Regions from separate parts of the Homo sapiens genome. Here region 2 is linked to region 1. A link is a loop called in an ENCODE intact Hi-C map of the cell type or tissue named here. Cell type or tissue: PC-9. All regions are shown on one strand. Links, peaks and the distances in the headings refer to the core of each region. The heading gives the core; the rest is flanking DNA. Region 1 overlaps FAM174B (family with sequence similarity 174 member B). Region 2 overlaps RGMA (repulsive guidance molecule BMP co-receptor a).

The links. A loop is a pair of places that touch in the nucleus more often than their neighbours do. Peaks named below come from ENCODE experiments on the same cell type or tissue, not always from the same donor. Only the 100,000 strongest peaks of a DNase experiment are listed, where the experiment ranks them.
Region 2: it touches region 1 in a loop (8-fold over the local background); 1 of 110 quality-filtered maps calls a loop at or near these places.

The regions. Positions count from the first base shown.
Region 1 is chr15:92,642,743-92,648,108 of GRCh38, reverse strand. The region is part of intron 1 of FAM174B (family with sequence similarity 174 member B); the gene reads left to right. Among named protein-coding and RNA genes, the nearest start is that of FAM174B, 10 kb to the left of the region's middle. RefSeq lists enhancers at 1-584, 2,925-3,704, 3,966-4,085, 3,705-4,485. In PC-9, for the core only: no CTCF peak of the experiment used is centred there; DNase peaks (open chromatin) are centred at 2,558, 2,938, 3,428, 3,838 and 2 weaker places; H3K4me3 peaks cover 3,697 bases; H3K27ac peaks cover 5,000 bases.
Region 2 is chr15:93,044,566-93,049,931 of GRCh38, reverse strand. It overlaps RGMA (repulsive guidance molecule BMP co-receptor a), which reads left to right. Exons shown (of 4, transcript NM_020211.3): 4 at 4,227-5,366. The coding sequence ends at 4,934. Among named protein-coding and RNA genes, the nearest start is that of RGMA, 42 kb to the left of the region's middle. In PC-9, for the core only: no CTCF peak of the experiment used is centred there; no DNase peak of the experiment used is centred there.

The DNA of each region.
Region 1 (5,366 bases), core at 71-5,070:
GTTCAGCCCAGAAAGGCAGGGCTTCTTGAAGTGGGGCTTATAGACCATAGGCAGATTCAAAGAGGTTTTGATTGGCAGTTGCTTGAAAGAGTTAAGCTTTGTCTGAAGACTTGAAGTCAATAGAAAGGAATGCTTGAGTTAAGATAAGGGGGGTTGTGGAGACCAAGGTTCTTGTTATGTAGATGAAGCCTCCAGGTAGCAGGCTTCAGAGAGAATAGATGGTAAATGCCTCTTTTCAGATCTTAAAAGGTGCCAGACTTTTAGTTAATCTCTCCTAGATCCACCAAAGGCCTAGCTGCATTAATGAAGATTCTCTATAGATGCAAAAATTTTCCCACAAAAGATGGCTTTGCAGGGCCATTTCAAACCATGTCACAGACATTTTTGGGTAAAATTTCATTTCCTTCAGGGCCTGCTGTCTGTCATGTGATGCTACACAGAATCAGGTTGGAATTTGGTATCTTATTGCCACAAAGAGCCTTGTTTTGCCAGTCTTATGATCTCTATTTCATTATTAATGCTGGTCATTTGTGCCTAAACTCCAAAAGGGAGGGGTATAATGTGGCGTGTCTGACCTCCTTTCTTGTCTAGGCCTGGAATTTAGTTTTTCAGGTTTCTCTGGGGTCCTCTTGGCCAGGTCTCTTCAACTGGCTGGGGGGCTTAGAATTTTATTTTTGGCTTATGGCTTGAATGATTCTACTTGGCAGATAAGGAGCCGTCCAATCCCACAGGGGAGCCATGTATTAAAAGCAATGCTAGGTAAACTGAGAAAGGATGGGTCAGGGACCAGAATGGTCTGGGAAGGCATGGTGGAGGAGGAGGACGATTAGGACTTGGCAGGATGGGAGGAAGAAGAGGTTCTTCCAGGACCAGATGGGTGAAGCAAGCTTTGCTGAGGGTAGGGTTTGTGAAATCACTTGGAAATTGTGATGTTGATGACAATAATAGCAACTAGTATTTATTAAGCCCTTACTGTGTAACGGACTCTGTGATAAGCATTTTATATGTTTTCCTCACTCCTATGAGTGGTGCACTGTCAGTCCTGTCGACAAAAAGAGTCAAGCTCTGTAAAATATTTAAAGAGATTTATTCTGAGCCAAATATGAGTGGCCACTGGCCCATGACTCAGCCCTCAGGAGATCCTGAGAACATGTGCCCAAGGTGGTTGGGGTACAGCTTAGTTTTATACATATTAGGGAGACATGAGATATCAAATACATGTAAGATGTACATTGGTTTGGTCCAGAAAGGCAGGATAAGTGGAAGGGGGGATAACTTCCAGGCCATAGGTAGATTCACAGATTTTCTGATTGGCAGTTGGTTGAAAGAGTTAAGTTATTGTCTAAAACTTAGAAATGTCTGGGTTAAGATAAGTGGGTGTGGAGACCAAGGTTTTATTATGCAGGCGAAGCCTCCAGGTGGCAGGCTTTGGAGAGAATAGATTGTAAATGTTTCTTGTCAGACTTAGAGGGTCTATCAATAAATCCAAAAGGGAGGAGGGTAGAATCAGGTATGTCCAACCCCCCACCCTTCCCATCATGGCCTGAATTAGTTTTTCGGGTTAGCTTTGGCACTGCTGAGATTCCAAATTGCTGTCAATAGCCTTGCTGAGAGGAGGGGTTCATTCAGATGGTTGGGGGGCTTAGAATTTCAATTTTGGTTTATCATCCCCATTTCACAGATGAGAAAACCAAGGCTCAGTTGTTGAAGTGTCTTGCTCAAGGATGAGCAGCTGGGGAAGGGGAGGAGTCCGCCTCACCCTTCCCATTGCAGCTGGATTTTGGAAGCCAATTCCAGCTGGAGGACTAGGAGATTTGTAGTGGGTGAGAGGAGCAAATGGAGGATTTTAATACAAGAGTGAAGTAATCACAGGGCTTCTCTAGAAATGTTGGTCCAGATCAGGTTGTACCAAGGATTTACCAAGAATGCATGAATAGTGACGTGGCTGGTGTGGGGGGTGCAGGATGTCTGGGGAGACCCGTGGAAGGTGCTGGAAGGACCACTTGGGAGGACTGGAGGCCTGAATGGATGAAGAGGAGAAAGAGGAAAGTGTCAGGCTGTCCTGAAGGGCATAGAGAAGGGGGGCATTGTGAAGGGGGTGACCAGGCAGGGAAAGGGATAGGTTTGGTGAGGAAGAAGAGGACTCACAGGTGAAACTTGCTCATGAAAACTCCAGCCATGCAGCTGGGCCTTGGGGCTGGGTGGAGGGGCATTGGGAGCATCTGCCTAGAAGGAGTGGGTGGTGAGGACTGACATTCCCACCCTCCCCTACCTGGGTGGCAGGGATAAGTGGTACTGAAAGGGCCCCTTACGACATGTGCCCCAAAGCACTGTGACCTCAGAGTTTCCAGGTGGTGGTCAGGTCCCCTGGGTCCACCAAGGGCCCCTCTGGGTCATCTTGCCGCTGTCCTTGACCCCATGGGGCTGCCCCTAGGGGCTACCTTCTCTGCTTTAAACCTCACTTCCCTTCCCTGGCCCCTTATATAAAAACAAAGCAGAACCAACCCTTTGCAAACACACCCGAGAGCTGGAGGAACAGGTCTTGGGGCATTTGCTGTTGCCGGATTTACTGTGTGCTGCTTTTGTCTTGGAAGAGTAAGCATTGGATTTATCCCTCAGGGACTGAGAGAGGGAAAGAGAAACAGGATGGGGAGCAGATGGAGGCTAAACACTTTAGTGTAATGAAGAAAAACCTGAAGACTTGTCATTGAGCTCTTCAGGGTTGTCTGGCCCATGCTGGATGATCCTCTATGAAGCGTAAGCCCCCAGGGGCACGGTCTGTGCTGTGTGCTGCATGCCCATCCTGGGGTCAACCAACAGTGCTAACACTTGGTTAACCCCAATGGGATGGTGCCCAGGAGGTAGAGGAAGCAGCTAGATTATATAAATAATGGTCAATACTCCTTAGTCATGGTTGAACTGTTGGTGAACAGAGATAAGGAAGGATTTAGTGGAACGTGCATATCATTACATCTCTCTGGGCTCATGATTTTGAGCTGAGTTACTAAATATCACTCATGCTTGGCACGTAGGACCTAATGAACCATGGTCAGAGAACCAAGTCAGAGATGGTAAACTGATGGCCTGGGGCTGAAAAATGTGGCCCACAGACATTTGTTTTGTTTTTTGATCTGCACAGTGTTTTAAAAACTAAGATAGTTGAGAACACTTAAAAGTTAGGAGCCTTTATATAAAAATCTAGATTTCCTCCTTCTTTTGACAGGTGGGGATACATGGAAGTGCAAGACCTCTGTTCCGGGGCAGCCGGGCAGGAGCTTGGTGGCTGCCACTCCACCTAGGCTGGGCAGGGTGCCGCTATTTGTGCCTTTTTGACTTGAAGACAGAGTATTGTCCACCACTTGTCACTGTTGTTTGTTCCCTTGTTTAGGTCTCAGCAGTCCTGCTGCTCTGGTTTCTTTTGTCTACAAGGCCTTGGGGCATTTGAGTTATTGACCTGGTATGTTGAGCCATGGTGCTTGACTGGTGACTGGGTGCTGGGTGCTGGAACTGAGGGGCTGCAGCGTGGTGGGGAGGGGGTGCCCTAGGACAGGGGTGAGGCGAGGGTGCATCCAGGGTCTCCCCAGCCTCTGTGTTGGGGAGGGTTCTGCCGGAGCTGGATGGTGTTGGAGCTTGGCTGCTGGAGATCTGGAGGCTCTTGCTGCACTAGAGGAAAATGCTTTTGCCTCATGTGACTTATTTGTCTGAAGTGGCCCATCTGCAGTGGAGTAAGATGAGATTTCTATCACACCGGTGTTTGCCTCTCAGTGGCTTGTCGAAAATGCTCTAGGTGGAAGGTGTCGGGTGGAGCTCAGAGGGCTGTGCCCAGGGCAGAAAGGGAGGTAGGCTGGTTATTGGGAATGTGTCTTGGTGGCAGGCCATGGTGGTGAGACCCTGGCTAGCCTGTTGATTGTCCAGGGGCCTCCAACACCTGCTTCCTTACAGGGTGGGGCAGAGGCTAGGGCTGAAGAGTGGGTTCTGAGTCATGTTCTTCATTTCTTCAAGTGTAGCTGGTTTTCTGGGGGAAGCTCTGTTACTTCTTATGTCCTGAGGAGGAGGTGCAGCGTAGAGCTCAGAGGGTAAAAGCGAAACAGGTCTGTGTCCTCAGAGCATTGGAGGGACCGCTTGGCTCAGGGTCGCCTGCTAGTCCTCCTGTCTACACTGGCGGCACCTGTGTGCTTCAGTCTTCCTCTCCCATGATCCATTTTCATTTTCTTGATTACTTTTTCCAAATGTCAGAGTTCACGTGTGCTGTTCATTGACAAGTAATATGGTTTTGGCAGAACGCTGGTCCTTGGGCTACAGAACTACTTTAGTGGGCTTAAAAATGGAAACAGCCCACTATTTCCATTTCCTCCAGGTGGAGGAAAGGTTTGAGTCACTGAGTTTGGGTTCTGAAGTCACCAGGATAGCCGGGCAAAGCCACATGGAGTCAGCCATGGGTGGGCCCTGGGAGAAGGGTCTCCTGCCAGAGGGGCAGCCTGACACAGACTTACTCCATTTCAAAATTTATTTTAATGATTTACATTGAATTGTATTTATATACTTGGTTTTAAATTAGGTCATATATTCACATGGTTCAAAATTCACAAAGAACAAAAGAGCATATAGCAAAAAGTATTCTTACCTTTTAGCCACACAGTTTTCTTCACTTTGTGTTGTCAATTTCTTGTCAAATCTTTCCAGGGAGATTTTATAAATATAGAAGCAAGTGAGTGTAATATATACATGCATACACACACACACACACACACACACACACACACATTCCTTCCCTATTTCTTATAATGACTTTGGTGAGATATAACTTATATACTATATTCACTCATTTAAAGTGTCCAACCCAGCCAGGCATGGTGGCTCATGCCTGTAATCCTAGCACTTTGGGGGCCAAGATGGGAGGATTGCTTGATGCCAGGAGTTTGGACCAGCCTGGTCAACATAGCCAGACCCCACCTCTCTTAAAAAAAAAAAACAAATAAAGTGTCCAACTCAATGGTTTTTAGTATATTTACAGAGTTGTGCATCTATCACTGAAATCAATTTTAGAATACATTCATCACTCCAGACTGAAACCATGAATCCATAGTAGTTAATCTCTATGTGTCTCTGAATTTTCTTTCTGTGTATAGATTTCCCTTTTCTGGTCTTTCATATACATGGGACCATACAATGTGTGGTCTTTTGTGAATAGCTTATTTTATTTAGTACAGTGTTTTCAGGGTTCATCTATGTGTGGCATGTGTCATTTCTTTTTATTGCCGTTATGTTCCATCGAATGGGTATACCATCTTTTATTTACCCATTCATCAATAGATAGATATTGTAGTAGCCTGTTCTCAGGGGCTGCTATAAGGAACTGCCTGAGA
Region 2 (5,366 bases), core at 160-5,159, 400 kb before region 1:
GATGAGGCCTCTGGGTTTCTGTGACCACCTCGACTACCACCAACAGAGCCCTCTGGGCCTGCCAGACTCTACCACCCACTGGAACCCACTCCCCTTTCCCCTCTCAGGCAGCCAGAGACTCCATCTGTCCCTGCACACCTGCCCTTGAGGGCCTCTCCTCAGGCTTCCCAGAGTGTGTCCAGCCCCTGCCTGGCCTGACCCTGACCTTGCAGCTATGAGATTTGCCTTCCTGTGCAGAAGCTCCGTGTGCAAGCTGTGTGTGCATGAAGCTGCCCCCAAACACCCGGGCATCACTAGGGGCCTTTATTTGTTTCTCATGATACTGGCAGTATCAGCCAATCAGCCAATCCCTCTGTTCTTGTGGACGATCAAGATCTAGTGTTTTCTACGTGGACATTTTAGCCAGTGTCTTACCCCCGTGGGACAGCCTTCTGTGCCCAGCCTCCTGCTCCATCACCCTCTTCCCATCTGTGCTGCTGATACCCATTTTACAGACAAAGAAACTGAGACTCAGGAGAGGACAGGAACTCAAGTCCTGCGCCTTCCCCTTCCTTTCCCCGCTGGTTAGTTTTCCCCATAGCACTTGCCAGCCTGTCCCTCTGCATGATTCATTTGCTTAGTCTGCGACCCCCTGAAGCATAGGGATCTTCTCCCTCGTGTACCCCGAGCCCCCAGCACCAGGCCTGGCATGGAGGTGGTGCTCCGTAGATAGTAGCTGATGCAGCCTGGGCTCTGCCTCGTGCCCGGTGCAGTGGAAAGGGCCAGGACCCCTTCAGAAGGGGGAGCAGCAGAGACAGGAGCGGCAGCCCGCCCGTGGCTGTGTTGGCAGCGAGCCGCCAGCTTTCGACAGGCCCCCTTCATGCTGTTACTTGCGGTTGAGTCCCTGGCACCGGTGCCAAGAAGAGTCAAGCAGCCTGTCAGCCTTCCAGGAGGCTGTCTCTGCGAGAGATGGTGGTTAGAGCGAAACCAGCCTTTCCTGTTCCAGGGAGACTGATGGCACTTGGAAAGCAGGACGCCGCCCCCCCCCACCCCCAGTGTCTGTGTGGCCCTGCACACCAGGCAGGGACACCAGAGTCCCCCATCCTCCCCCCATGGCAGGACCACCCACGGCCCAGACCACCCTGGCTGGCCCACCTCCGGCACCCCCAGGCGGCCTCCCCACCGAGGTGGGCTGGCCAGTGGGTGGAAAGAAGGAAGAAGTAGGAGGCTGAACCGTATGAAGTTGCCGTTTCCATAGGTCAGGAATGGTAGAGTAGCAGCAATCTCATCAGGTTCGAGGCTTAGGGCTCCATGCTGGATGGAGAGGCTGCAGCCGCAGCCACCTTTGACATCCCACGGCAAATGGGAAGTGTGCCGTGTCCTGCGGCCAGGCTGGGACCCCTGTAGGAAGGGATGCGAGGAAATCGAGTCCGGTCCTCAAGGAACTGTGCGCTTGGGGTCCTCCTGGTGCTGCTGCATGGACTCCCGCAGAGCCCCGACCCTCCGCAGCCTCCATCAGGCACAGAAAGCACAGCGCCGGGTGCCCAAGATGAACGGGCTCATGAGAAGACCGCCATTTCTTGTAAAGTCCTCCAGCAGCCTGCCCCTCGTTCAGCTCCTCCCAGCCTTGCCTGACTAACACATTTTCCTTCTTCAGAAGCCTTGGCCTAGGGTCTCCCTCTGTTCTTCCGGGGGTTCCACACCCCTCAGGCTACCAGTTCTCCCCACCTCATCATCCCGAAATCTTATGCCAATATGGGGAACCCACAAAGCCACAGCAACACGGCCAGGGGCACCTCTAGTGGCTCTGAATACCCCACTGGCTTGTATTACCTAGAAGGTTCTGGAACCCCTTTCCAGGCCTCAGGCCTCTTAGCACCTGGTCCTGAGGCCATGACCCTGGGCCAGCCCGCCCCAAACAGGCCACTCTGCTGCACCCCTGGCCTCCGGGCCCCAGAGAACAGGATGGCCTCATGCTGCATTCCTGGCCAGACCCCACCTTCCACCTTCCTGCGACTCTCCTGCCTGAGCTGAGGTCCTTCTGTGGTTTCCCTGCCTGCCCTTCCCCATCAGAGCAGCTTGTTATTTCCTGTTGCTTTCTAGCACCTCGCACTGTGCCCTCGCCACACATCTGCTGTTAGGCCAGAAACTCCCTTGGCACGCGGCGGCATTGCCCTCTACCCAGAGAGCCGGCAGGCAGTCCTCATGCCTCCCCCAAGTGCCCAGGCAGAGAACGGCTGTGCATGTCATCAGCAGCTCCCCCTTGCTCAGACCCCTTCAGCCTGCAGACCCTCTGAGGCCAGGTTGGGGTGGGATCCCCTGGGAGCTCTGTCAGCCAGCCAGCTAGCTGGCCACACCCTCTCCTGGGTGGGGAGGGATGAGCCCTGACCTACAGAGGGGTGAGGGGTTGGGGCTTAGTGGTGGGGGTAGTTGCCGGGCCTGGGAGAGGGTAGTGCAGCAGATAAAGGTGGGATTTTAGCAGGAGGTCCCAAAAGGCCTGGGTGCCACCTTGTCCCCTTTGCCCCACCTCCCTTCGTGGCTTCAGGCTGGGAGTCCAGGTTCCAGCTGCCCTTGGTCCAGGGGGACCAAGGCACCCAGAGCTCCCATGGCAAAACAGCTGACACCTGGGAAAGGAGTGGAAGAAGGGGTGGTTTTTTCTCTCCCAGTTTCTCTGTTTCCAACCCAGAAACCTGCTTAGGGTTAGGGAGGAAAGAACAGCCAGACGCCACCCAGGACGCGGACGGCAGAGGAAACTCACCTGCTCCCCTGGCCACCGGCCCTCCTCCTCTCAGGCCTCCCACCCTATGGGCTTGTGGCCAAGAGAGCCCAGAGTCTGGAAACGCAGAGTCTAATCCCAGCTCTGCCTCTTGCTGGCTGTGTGACCTTAGGCAAGTTACTGCCTCTCTCTGAGCCTACATTTTCTCATCCGGAAAATTGAGAGTAATGTCACCGACCCTTGCAGTGTCACACGAGACTGGAAGTAATACATGCAGTGCTTAGCATGCTGTATGCAGCCAATGCCTCTGTGTCTGGCTCTCAGGAGAACAGTGCCACCCAGCCAGCTGCTGCTCCAGCAGCTCAGTCCAGCCCCTCACCCCTGGCCACAGGCTCCAGCAGAAAGGAGCCTCCCTGCTCCAGCCCCGGCCAAGGCTGCCCGTTCAGCCTGGAACCTCCATCTCCCTTTTACCGACCAGCACCTTGCTCCTTTCCTGTTCCCCTCCTCCATGACCCAGCTTGGGGACCCCTTTCAGCAGCCTTGGGACAGTGGCTTCTGCTTGCCTCTGCCTGCTTGCATGGATTTTGCCCTATTCATTCTTTCTTTGAGCATCATTTCCCTCCATTCCACCTGCTGTAATGTTCAGACATTTGCTTGGGTCCTTTGTCAGGAATTGTGCTCCAGTACCACTGTCATTATGCAAGATGATGTTTGCAAACCATATTCATTTCCTATCGCCACTGTAGCAAATTAGCATAAACTGAGTGGTTCAAACCAACAGAAATGTTTTATAATTGTGGAGGCCGGAAGTTGGGAATATGTCTCGTGGGGATAAAATCAAGGTATCAGCAGGGCTGGTCCTGGAGACTCCAGGGGAGAATCCATTCATTGCCATTTCCAGCTTTTGGTGGTTGCCAGCATCCCTTGGTTTGTGGCCACATCATTCGAATCTCTGCCTTGTTGAGCACATCACCTTCTCCTCTGTCCTAGTTAGTCAAATCTCCCTCTGCCTCCTTCTTATAAAGATACTTGTGATTCCATCTAGGGCCCACCCAGGTAATCCAGAATAATCTCTTCATCTCAGTGTTCTTAACCTAATCATATCTGCAGGGTCCCTTTTGCCATCTAAGGGAACATTCCCAAGTTACAGGGATTAGGGCATGTTCTTCTTGGGAGCCATTATTCAGCCTACCACACTGGGCTTTTGACCTTTTATTTTTAATTATCTATGCTTTTATTTTTCTGGTTCACTTCCCTATATAGTAAAAGAGCTAGTTTTCTACTTAGGGTAGTGGTCTAACATTTTTCTAAGTCACTTTTTAAAGTAAAAAGGGCAAGTTGTTTTCATTGAAAGAATGTGAAGTGCACAGCTGCGCAGGTGGAACTGATCTGTCCAACCTGGAGAAGGGAGTGTCTGGGGCATCCCTGGGGATCCTTCCTGCCCTCCTCTCAGTCTAGAGCATCTTAAGTGTGGGGCTGTGCCTCCTCCCACTGTGCCTCACCCACTCTCCTCTGCCCCTTTCCCCGGCAGCTCACCATCATCTTCAAGAACTTCCAGGAGTGTGTGGACCAGAAGGTGTACCAGGCTGAGATGGACGAGCTCCCGGCCGCCTTCGTGGATGGCTCTAAGAACGGTGGGGACAAGCACGGGGCCAACAGCCTGAAGATCACTGAGAAGGTGTCAGGCCAGCACGTGGAGATCCAGGCCAAGTACATCGGCACCACCATCGTGGTGCGCCAGGTGGGCCGCTACCTGACCTTTGCCGTCCGCATGCCAGAGGAAGTGGTCAATGCTGTGGAGGACTGGGACAGCCAGGGTCTCTACCTCTGCCTGCGGGGCTGCCCCCTCAACCAGCAGATCGACTTCCAGGCCTTCCACACCAATGCTGAGGGCACCGGTGCCCGCAGGCTGGCAGCCGCCAGCCCTGCACCCACAGCCCCCGAGACCTTCCCATACGAGACAGCCGTGGCCAAGTGCAAGGAGAAGCTGCCGGTGGAGGACCTGTACTACCAGGCCTGCGTCTTCGACCTCCTCACCACGGGCGACGTGAACTTCACACTGGCCGCCTACTACGCGTTGGAGGATGTCAAGATGCTCCACTCCAACAAAGACAAACTGCACCTGTATGAGAGGACTCGGGACCTGCCAGGCAGGGCGGCTGCGGGGCTGCCCCTGGCCCCCCGGCCCCTCCTGGGCGCCCTCGTCCCGCTCCTGGCCCTGCTCCCTGTGTTCTGCTAGACGCGTAGATGTGGAGGGAGGCGCGGGCTCCGTCCTCTCGGCTTCCCCATGTGTGGGCTGGGACCGCCCACGGGGTGCAGATCTCCTGGCGTGTCCACCATGGCCCCGCAGAACGCCAGGGACCGCCTGCTGCCAAGGGCTCAGGCACGGACCCCTCCCCTTCTAGTGCACGTGACAAGGTTGTGGTGACTGGTGCCATGATGTTTGACAGTAGAGCTGTGTGAGAGGGAGAGCAGCTCCCCTCGCCCCGCCCCTGCAGTGTGAATGTGTGAAACATCCCCTCAGGCTGAAGCCCCCCACCCCCACCAGAGACACACTGGGAACCGTCAGAGTCAGCTCCTTCCCCCTCGCAATGCACTGAAAGGCCCGGCCGACTGCTGCTCGCCGATCCGTGGGGCCCCCTGTGCCCGCCACACGCACGCACACACTCTT